3 separate regions of the Homo sapiens genome follow, and all the other regions are linked to region 3. Evidence: chromatin contacts called from ENCODE Hi-C or POLR2A ChIA-PET data. All regions are on one chromosome and are shown on one strand. Each heading gives the region's core, a stretch centred on a gene start or an enhancer-like site at or near the end of the contact. The rest is flanking DNA. Distances are from core to core; before and after follow the strand shown.

Region 1 (2,700 bases), core at 28-2,527, 4.7 Mb after region 3:
TCACAGAACTGTGTCTTTTTCATATTTTTAACCTCACGTCTAACATAGTGGTGAGTACTAAAGAAACGTTTGATAGGCCAGGCGCGGTGGCTCACGCCTGTAATTCCAGCACTTTGGGAGGTCGAGGCGGGTGGATCACCTGAGGTCAGGAGTTCGAGACCAGCCTGGCCAACATGGTGGAACCCTGTCTCTACTAAAAATACAAAAAAATAGCTGGGCGAGGCAGGAGAATTGCTTGAACCCAGGAGGCGCAGGTTGCAGTGAGCCGAGATCGCGCCATTGCACTCCAGCCTGGGCAACAAGAGCAAAACTCTGTCTCAAAATACAAACAAGCAAGCAAACAAAGAAATGTTCGATAAAAGAAAAACTCTGAGTCATTCAGTGGTGCAAGGTTGGATTCCTTTCAGACCCGACGTAGTTGTCGCCCTGGGAGGTCGGGTGCATTACTTCCCCCAGAGAAAGGTCTTGGGTTTCGGGGATAATGCCCTGGCTGAGAATGCCTCCTAGGGGGAGATCCAACTTCCCAACCGTCAGGTGCTTGCTGTGTTCCCTTTGCACGTCTCTGCCCGTCCTTCCTGGGTGGGACCTTGGTTGGCGGTGAGTGGGGGAAACTTCAGGCTTCCCAGCTCTGCCTCCGAACACTCCTGGCAAACACTTTCAAGGCCTAATCACAAACCCAGGTCCCCCACTTTCCTCTGTAACAACGGAAGTCCCAGCAGCGATGTCCACTCCTGTTCTGGGGCCAGCGTCGCACCGCTCACCCCGCACCTCATCCCTCCGCTCCTCCTTCCTTCTCCTCCACACCCTCTCGGCACCGTGCCCCCTTTCCTCACCTAGGATGCGCGTGATGCCCAGGGTCAGCTTCTCCAGGTGCGGCTTGCTGCAGCCCAGCCCCGGGGACGATGCCTCCTCCTCCATGGCTCGCGACCGCGATTCGCGCGCGGCGGGAGCGGGTGGAGGGCCGGACCCCGCCTCAGCGCCGAGGCCAATTTCATGGCATGCCGGGAACGGTAGTTCTCGGCGCCTGAAAGCGCGGCGCAGTGATGATGGGGGCCCGGGGTTGGTCTGACAGCAGCAGCTCCGTGGGGCGCCGGTTCCCGCGGCCCCGCCCGGTGCCCCACACCGCACCTCCGGGACGTAGCTTCCCCTTCGCCCCCACCCTCTCGCCCCGCAGGGGCCGGCCGCGCAGGCGGGGGCGGGCCTCTGCGTGGTGCGGCCAATGGGGACCGAGCCTGCAGGCCGAGGCGTGGCGGCCCAGGCGCGACGCCCCGAGTGGCGGTTGTTTCAAGATGGCGGACGTGGCGGGCCCCTCCCGCCCCAGTGCCGCGGCGTTCTGGAGCCGGGACTGTATCCTTTGCCCGCCTGACAGGGGGCGCCGGCGCCCTCCACGGGACGGCGAGGGGCGAGCCGTCGCGTGGCAGTCCGAGAGCGGAGGAGAAGCTCCGAACTAACCCCGGGGATGGGGACGTGCTGCTCGGCCCCAGTCTAGGTGCTGGGCTCTCCCCTTGCTTGGGTGTTAGGTGGCCGAGAGACTGGTACTGTCTGCAGGTGTGGGGACACGGCTCAGATGCTTCCCAGCGCTCACTACCGGTGAGCTCGAGAAAGATAGCCTTGAGTCCAGGCTCAGTCCAGGGCTGAGATGGCCCTCCGAGGTCCCTCTGCCCACCCTGTCAGAGTGCCCCCAGGCTGACTTGAGTGTGCGGAGCTAGCTCGAAGTTGAGGGAGGAGTCGGTGTTGGCTGGACAGGGAGCCTTTTTGTTTTGATTTAGGATTGTCTTTAGTCTGCATTGCTAGGAGCAAGTCAGGACCTTTCGGACTTAAAAGGCCCTCCAGTGATGATGTATTTTAATACTGGGGTTTTAGGAGAGGTGTGGAGCTTGGTTACTGGGATGTGGTCTGGTGGTGCTGGTTACTGCGTAAGATGGGAATCATTGTGCCTGGAAGTATTGTTGACTTACTTGTGGAGTGCGGGTCACTGGCAGTCATTGAAGTTCTTGGATCGTTGTGAGGTGGAGAAGCAGTGGAACTTTTTAGTCCAGTGGTAGTATTACCAGTTCAGCAGCAGTGATGAGATGTTTGTGTGACAGGAGTGTTTCTTTCCTTGGAGTAGGTAGACTCTTCTCGCTTGAGCTTTGGTCCTGATAATTTACTTCACGTTCCTTAGAGGGGTTACTTGAAAGAGGGACGGCAATCTGTGTTACTGAGTGCTTGCAGAGGCAGCTCTTTTTGTGTTTGCTAGGATTGGTGATGGCATTAATTGAGGCGTTGCTGTTACCTTTGGCAGAATCACTGGGCATTCTTCTTAGCTCCCAGTGAAACTTACAAAACTGTGTTATCAACTCCTTTGTTGAGTTACTAGGATTAGTGTCATGTGTAGAGAGAGGGATATGTTTGTATTCTGTGCTGCTCGTGTTTAGTGTTTGCACTTACTAGACATAATTACCATTTGTCTCTGATAGGTTGGTGAAAAGCAAATGAAATCATGTACATACACTGTGGATGAAAGCATACTAGTGCAGTGTGCAAATTAAATATTTTTTCCTTTACCTTTCAGAAGAGAATATGTGCACTGTGGACAACTGGGCTGAATTAGGAAGTTAGGAAATTGGGATAAGTCTTTTCTCAAGAAACACTGCTTCTGCATTGACATAATTTTGTGATGGAGGAGATACTTGAAGGTTATTAGCTTATAGCATCCTA
Region 2 (2,744 bases), core at 96-2,595, 3.4 Mb after region 3:
ATGGCACGATCATAGCTCGCTGTAACCTTGAAATCTTGGGCTTAAGTGATGCTCTTGTAGTTGGGACTAAAGGCGTGCACCATCACGCCCAGCTATTTGTAAATTTGGATGGGGGTTGGGGAGCAGGTCTCGAACTCCTGTCCTCAAGCAATCCTCTCACCTTGGCCTCTCAAAGTGCTGGGATACAGGCGTGAGACAGGATTCTTGAAGATCTGTGGTTCAGCCAGTATTCTTGAAAATTTGTGCATTGTACTCTGTGTAAATCTTACTATAGCAAAGTATTTAATATTAAAAGGTTAAAATAAAAAGCACTACCAATCACCTACAGAAGAAGGAACAAGATTTCTAGAACAGCCACTGACTGACTGGGTGAACGGTGGTGTCACACCATATGCTGAGGAGCACAAAGTAACACACTCTATCTCTGCTTTTTTGCTTTGAATAAAATGCAGGAGCCAGAGAAAACACTAATCAAGCCACTCCCTGCTGAAAATTCATTGCTGGAATTACGGAACCTAGATTGTTCAGAGGCCCTGACGTCTGAGCCAGGCGCTGAGCTCAGTGCCTTTACACTCATTACTTCATAACCTTAACAAGCCCATGAGTTAAGACCAAACCTGCCTTTGGATTGGGAAACCCAGGGTCAAAAAAGCACTTTTCTCAGGATGAGAGAAAGCATACTTATCAATACATCTTGTATTCATCCATGCAGGACATTACAGCGCTATGCGCCTCAAAGACACTGGGTAGATGTCTGCAGAATGGACGAGGGGAAGACACGCAAATTTCTGAATGACTGACACTCATTAGTCCTGAACCTCATGCTAAAGGCGACCTCGAGGGGAAGAGGCAGTCCTTCTATTAATACTAAGTCAGTAATAACCTCCCTACTTCTTCTTCTCTCCTTACAACACAAGGCGTTGTAAGCCCATGTGTCCAAACGAAGGGAAAGAGTAGTCATTCACTCCGCGGGGCAGCGTCTTTCAACCCCAACGGAGACCGCACGCGCAGCGCCCCACATTACGCACGCGCCCTGGCTCGGCTCCGCCCCGCCAAGTCCCGTTTCGCGACGCGCACGCGCAGCCTGGGAGCGCGACTGCGTACCTGCGCAAAGCTGGAAGCGGACGCTTTTTTCTTCTTACTGGCGCCATAGCCCCCGCCGCTGCTGCCATTGTGGGAAGGGCTGGCCGGCCTCTTCTTGCTGTTCCGGACTATTCCGGGAGTGGAAGTGGTGGCCACAATTGGAATTTGCGCCGCCATCGCACTCCGAGTCTTCCCCTGGTCCCCCCACCTTTTTCCCAGCGCGGGCCTTGGAACTTCCTTTCCGCTGTTACTTCCGTCTTGATGCTTGAAAACCCGGCCTGGACTCCAAGCTGTAGCTGGCTTCTCTCGGTGCAATCTAAAAGGCGGAGCTCGGAGTAGCCTGTGCCGTCGGGACGGGAAGATGTCAGCGGGCGTTGTCCTGCCACTCGGGCGCTCTGGGCGTGGGCCTTGGGTGGGGCACGTGCCTGGAAATCCCCATTGATAGAGGAATAGAAAATCTCCCAATCTTTTTAAGTAACTACGTTTTAAAAAATTAATGAGCGTGTTGTCTTTTCTCATATAGAAGAGTGATTACTTTTGATGTCTGTAAGCCTAAAGCTGGGGTCGTTCTCAGTAGACCGCCAAGCTACTGGCTTCTCCCTCTATCCCTCCCTGCCTTCCCACGCGGAAAAGGTTTGTATATAAATAGCGCCCAAATGGACATGAAGGGTAGAGTGGTTCTTAATCTCTCCCTTTTTTTTTTTCTTTTATTTGAGACGGAGTTTCGCTCTTGTTGTCCAGGCTGGAGTGCAATGGCGCGATCTCGGCTCACTGCAAACTCCGCCTCCCGGGTTCAAGCGATTCTCCTGCCTCAGCCTCCCGAGTAGCTGGGATCACAGGCATGTGCCACCATGCCCGGCTAATTTTGTATTTTTAGTAGAGACGGGGTTTCTCCATGTTGGTCAGGCTGGTCTCGAGCTCCCGACCTCAGGTGATCTGCCCGCCTCGGCCTCCCTAAGTGCTGGGATTACAGGCGTAAGCCACCACGCCCGGCCGGTTCTTAATCTCTTAGGATTCACAGACTCTTGAGCATGGAATCTGTGCTTCCTATCCCTGCCGCACACCCCCACCTCCCCACCACCCCATTAAATGTATACAGACACAGACAAAATTTTACAGATTTCAGGGAGGTCACAGATCTACTAAAACCTATTTAGGAACCTGAGTCCCCCTACCCGCCTTGTTCTTTGCCTCATTCTACCCTATATTTTTACAGAACCTTTGCGACATCATATAACTAAATGATTTATAATCGGATGGTTAATGTCTTTTTTGGCTCCTGCTAGAATGTAATCTGTATGAGGGAAGGGTCAGTTATGTCTTGTTAACTTATCAGTCCCCCCAATCACAGTACCTTGCAAGTCATTGGTGCATTATAAGTATTTTTAATGATGTATTTAACGAATGAACTAACTCCCTGCAGTGATTGGTGGAAGCTACTATGTTTGAATACAGGAAGTTGATGTATATGAGTCTTGATATTTGAAATAAACAGGCTGCACAATGACTTAGAGGTGAGAGAGAAGGAGCAGTTAGGGAAACTTGCAATATTGTTACTGACATATTTTTTCCTTTAGAGAAAGGAATAAGCCTACCAGTGTTGAAATGTTCTTTCCCACACCCCATCTCCATCCCTATCCTCATCTAAAGCTAGTCTTTTC
Region 3 (2,700 bases), core at 135-2,634:
ATTAGCTATTCATTGGACAAATTATTATTATTCTAGGAATCAATGCTTTTGAGATGTACATTAAAACCCATTTCCTCCATAAAGTTTTCTGTTAACTCTATATATTTCTAATCATTCCATTTCCTATCCTCATTATAGCCATCGTTTAATGCAAAATTTAATACTTTGGCAAATACCATTTTTTCTCTCTCATTCTGATAGATATGTAATAATGTAAACAGGTTGAGAGCAAAGTTCATGACATCTGCATAACACCTAACAATGCCAATGTCAACATAGACAATAAATGGCAGAATTGATTTAAATAGTCCCTTAAATGGCTTCTGTTTATTCATTTAGACCATGGGGGAGGGTTTTAACAAAGGATGGTAATAAAACCTTTCTTTTCTCTGAAGCTAATTGTAGATGCTGTATAATGTTCCAGATTTTCCTTAGCTTCTTTCACGTCATTGTGGATCCCATCTTATCGATTTATCCTTTTTTTGTTCTTCTTTTTTTTTGAGAGTCTCACTCTGTCGCCAGGGCTGGAGTGCAGCGGCGCGATCGCGGCTCACTGCAACCTCTGCCTCCCGGGTACAAGCGATTCTCGTGCCTCAGCCTCCCGAGTACCTGGGATTACAGGCTCCCACCACCATGTCCGGTTAATTTTTGTATTTTTAGTAGAGATGGGATTTCATCACGTTGGCCAGGCTGGTCTTGAACTCCTGACCTCAAGTGATCCAACCGCCTTCGCTTACCAAAGGGCTGGGATTACAGGTGTGAGCCACCGCGCCCGGCCTTTTTTCTTTCTTTTTTTTTTTTTTTTTTGAGACGGAATCTCACTCTGTTACGCAGGTTGGACCATCTTATAGATTATCAATTGTACAGATAATTGCACTCCGGCCTGGGAGACAGAGTGAGTACCTGTCTCAAAAAATAAAATAAAATAAAATAAAATTAAAAAAAACACTTAAATTAGTGAATAACCTTGGTGAAAAGCCACGTCCATGCTTCTACGGCATTTCTCTTCAAAGCTAAAAAAAAAAAGAAAAAATCAAAAATCAACCCAAAGGTGTAGTAGAAGACTGCATCTGCGACCGTATTTAAGCATCGGTCATGCTGTTAAAGGAGAAAGTGGACATCCTCTCAAGGAAACTTTAATCCTGCCCCCAAAGGATTAAAATCCCGTAACAAATATTTGTTTATAACACATCTTGACAAGATCAAAACATTCTGGTAGGGCAAATAGTAAAGACTAAATCTTGAACATTGACGAAAACTTCCTGAAAGGCCCAATGTATTTGACAGGAGAGGTAACTGGGGTCCCGGGCCTAGCGAGGCGGGGCGGGGAGGCGCAGGTGTCACCGCGGGCGCCCAGCTGCTTACGTCACAACCCGCGGAAGGCGCCGTGCGCCGGTTGCTATACAGGCCGCACTTCACACCCCGTGCCTCCCCGCCTCTCCTGGCTCCTCCGCCCAGATCCCCGGCGCTCCCGCGTTCGGTGACGGCCGGGTAGGCTGTAGGCAGCGCAATGCCAAGACAGAGCTGCTGGCGGCGGCGGGCGAATCTCCCTGCACCATGAGCCTCGGCTCCGGCCCCGTTAGGGGCCGATAAGCACAGCGCACGCCGCCCTCCATTTGCCCCGGGGCCTCGGCTGCGAAGATAGCGGCGGCCGGACAGGAAGCTCGAGGAAAGCGCTGGGCCGGGTCTCTACGAACACGTGAAGGAAAAGCAGCTCCGTCCACAACGCCGCTTCGGGGCTCCTAGGTGAGAGTCTCCCCGGCGGAAGCGTGGAGGGGCCGGGGTGCCGGGAAGCGGGGCGGGGAGGAAGCCGCGGACACGGGCTGGGCACTCGGGGCTCGGGGTCGGGGTGAGTAGAGGCGGAAAAGCAGTGAAAAGGGAGGCCTTGGGCGAAGACGGGGGCTGAGGGCGGGGCGCGAGCCCGCGCCTGGAGCCCGGTGAGGGCGTGGCCTAGAGCGTGAGGCCGCGTCCTGGGGCGGGGTGAGGGGCGAGCGGGGCGGGCCCACGGCATGCTGCGAGCCCAGCCTCCCGCCAAGCACCGTCCCCCATCCAGCCCCCTGTGGGAGGAGCCGTGGGAGGGGTCGCCTCTTGCCCGGCGCGTGCGGCAGTAGCGTCTCTGCGTTCGGCCCCGCCCTACCCAGGGCCCCGCCCCCTTCCTGGCGCGCGCTGTATCCTGATGCGATCCCCCTCCCCCCTCCGGGTTCATGTAGGGAGTCGGGCCCCGGGCCGCCACCGTCACCTCGGCCGCTGCCGCTGTCGCCATCGCCTTGTTTCCCCATCCCCCGCCATGGCCGAGGACCTCTCTGCGGCCACGTCCTACACCGAAGATGATTTCTACTGCCCCGTCTGTCAGGAGGTGCTCAAAACGCCCGTGCGGACCACGGCCTGTCAGCACGTGTGAGTAGACGCCCCCTCCCCCTCGCGGAGCCGGGTTGTCGCTTAGGCCCGGCCTCCGGCCCGGGACCCCGGGCTGCCGCCTGGCGGGAACCGAGCCCGCCGCGGCCTGCCCGAGCGTCGCTGCCCCGCGAGGTCCCGTTCCCCGCCCCTCAGAGTCCCGGGGCGGCCTTTTCCTCAGCCTCGGGGCCCGCTCCCCGCGTCCAGCCCCCTCAGCCCAAGCTCCCGCTCTCCCGCTCTCCCGCTCTCCCGCTCTCCCGCTCTCCCTGGCTTTCGCGCCCCCGGGGCAGTGGCCAGGCCGTTCCC

The links. Hi-C counts contacts between places; a loop is a spot of excess contacts on that map. ChIA-PET counts read pairs that join two places held with the same protein, here RNA polymerase II (POLR2A). Pooled maps may share reads with other maps.
Region 1: a map of B cell shows a loop between it and region 3 (18-fold over the local background). The contact joins the promoter of KIAA1328 here to the promoter of RNF138 in region 3. A Hi-C loop is called at or near these places in 2 of 168 maps with a recorded cell type or tissue (B cell and naive thymus-derived CD4-positive, alpha-beta T cell), 2 of 37 single-sample maps with no recorded cell type and 10 of 50 pooled maps. POLR2A ChIA-PET finds 5 or more read pairs at or near these places in 1 of 52 experiments (activated naive CD4-positive, alpha-beta T cell).
Region 2: a loop to region 3 is called in a map of B cell, with 18 times the contacts of the local background. The contact joins the promoter of INO80C here to the promoter of RNF138 in region 3. A Hi-C loop is called at or near these places in 1 of 168 maps with a recorded cell type or tissue (B cell) and 9 of 50 pooled maps. POLR2A ChIA-PET finds 5 or more read pairs at or near these places in 1 of 52 experiments (activated T-cell).

The regions. Positions count from the first base shown.
Region 1 is chr18:36,827,850-36,830,549 of GRCh38, forward strand. KIAA1328 reads left to right here and starts at 1,278. Exons shown (of 10, transcript NM_020776.3): 1 at 1,278-1,347. The coding sequence starts at 1,290. TPGS2 (tubulin polyglutamylase complex subunit 2) reads right to left here and starts at 1,153. Exons shown (of 7, transcript NM_015476.4): 1 at 834-1,153. The coding sequence starts at 918. RefSeq lists enhancers at 513-622, 723-1,515 and a silencer at 913-1,512.
Region 2 is chr18:35,496,615-35,499,358 of GRCh38, forward strand. INO80C (INO80 complex subunit C) reads right to left here and starts at 1,346. Exons shown (of 5, transcript NM_194281.4): 1 at 1,105-1,346. The coding sequence starts at 1,260. RefSeq lists enhancers at 364-513, 784-903, 1,254-1,523.
Region 3 is chr18:32,090,490-32,093,189 of GRCh38, forward strand. It overlaps RNF138 (ring finger protein 138), which reads left to right and starts at 1,385. Exons shown (of 8, transcript NM_016271.5): 1 at 1,385-1,746; 2 at 2,211-2,397. The coding sequence starts at 2,288. LOC124904278 (a long non-coding RNA gene) reads right to left here and starts at 1,456. Exons shown (of 2, transcript XR_007066327.1): 1 at 1,366-1,456; 2 at 786-1,013. It also overlaps a transcript of RNF125 not described here. RefSeq lists an enhancer at 1,084-1,133 and a silencer at 1,804-2,223.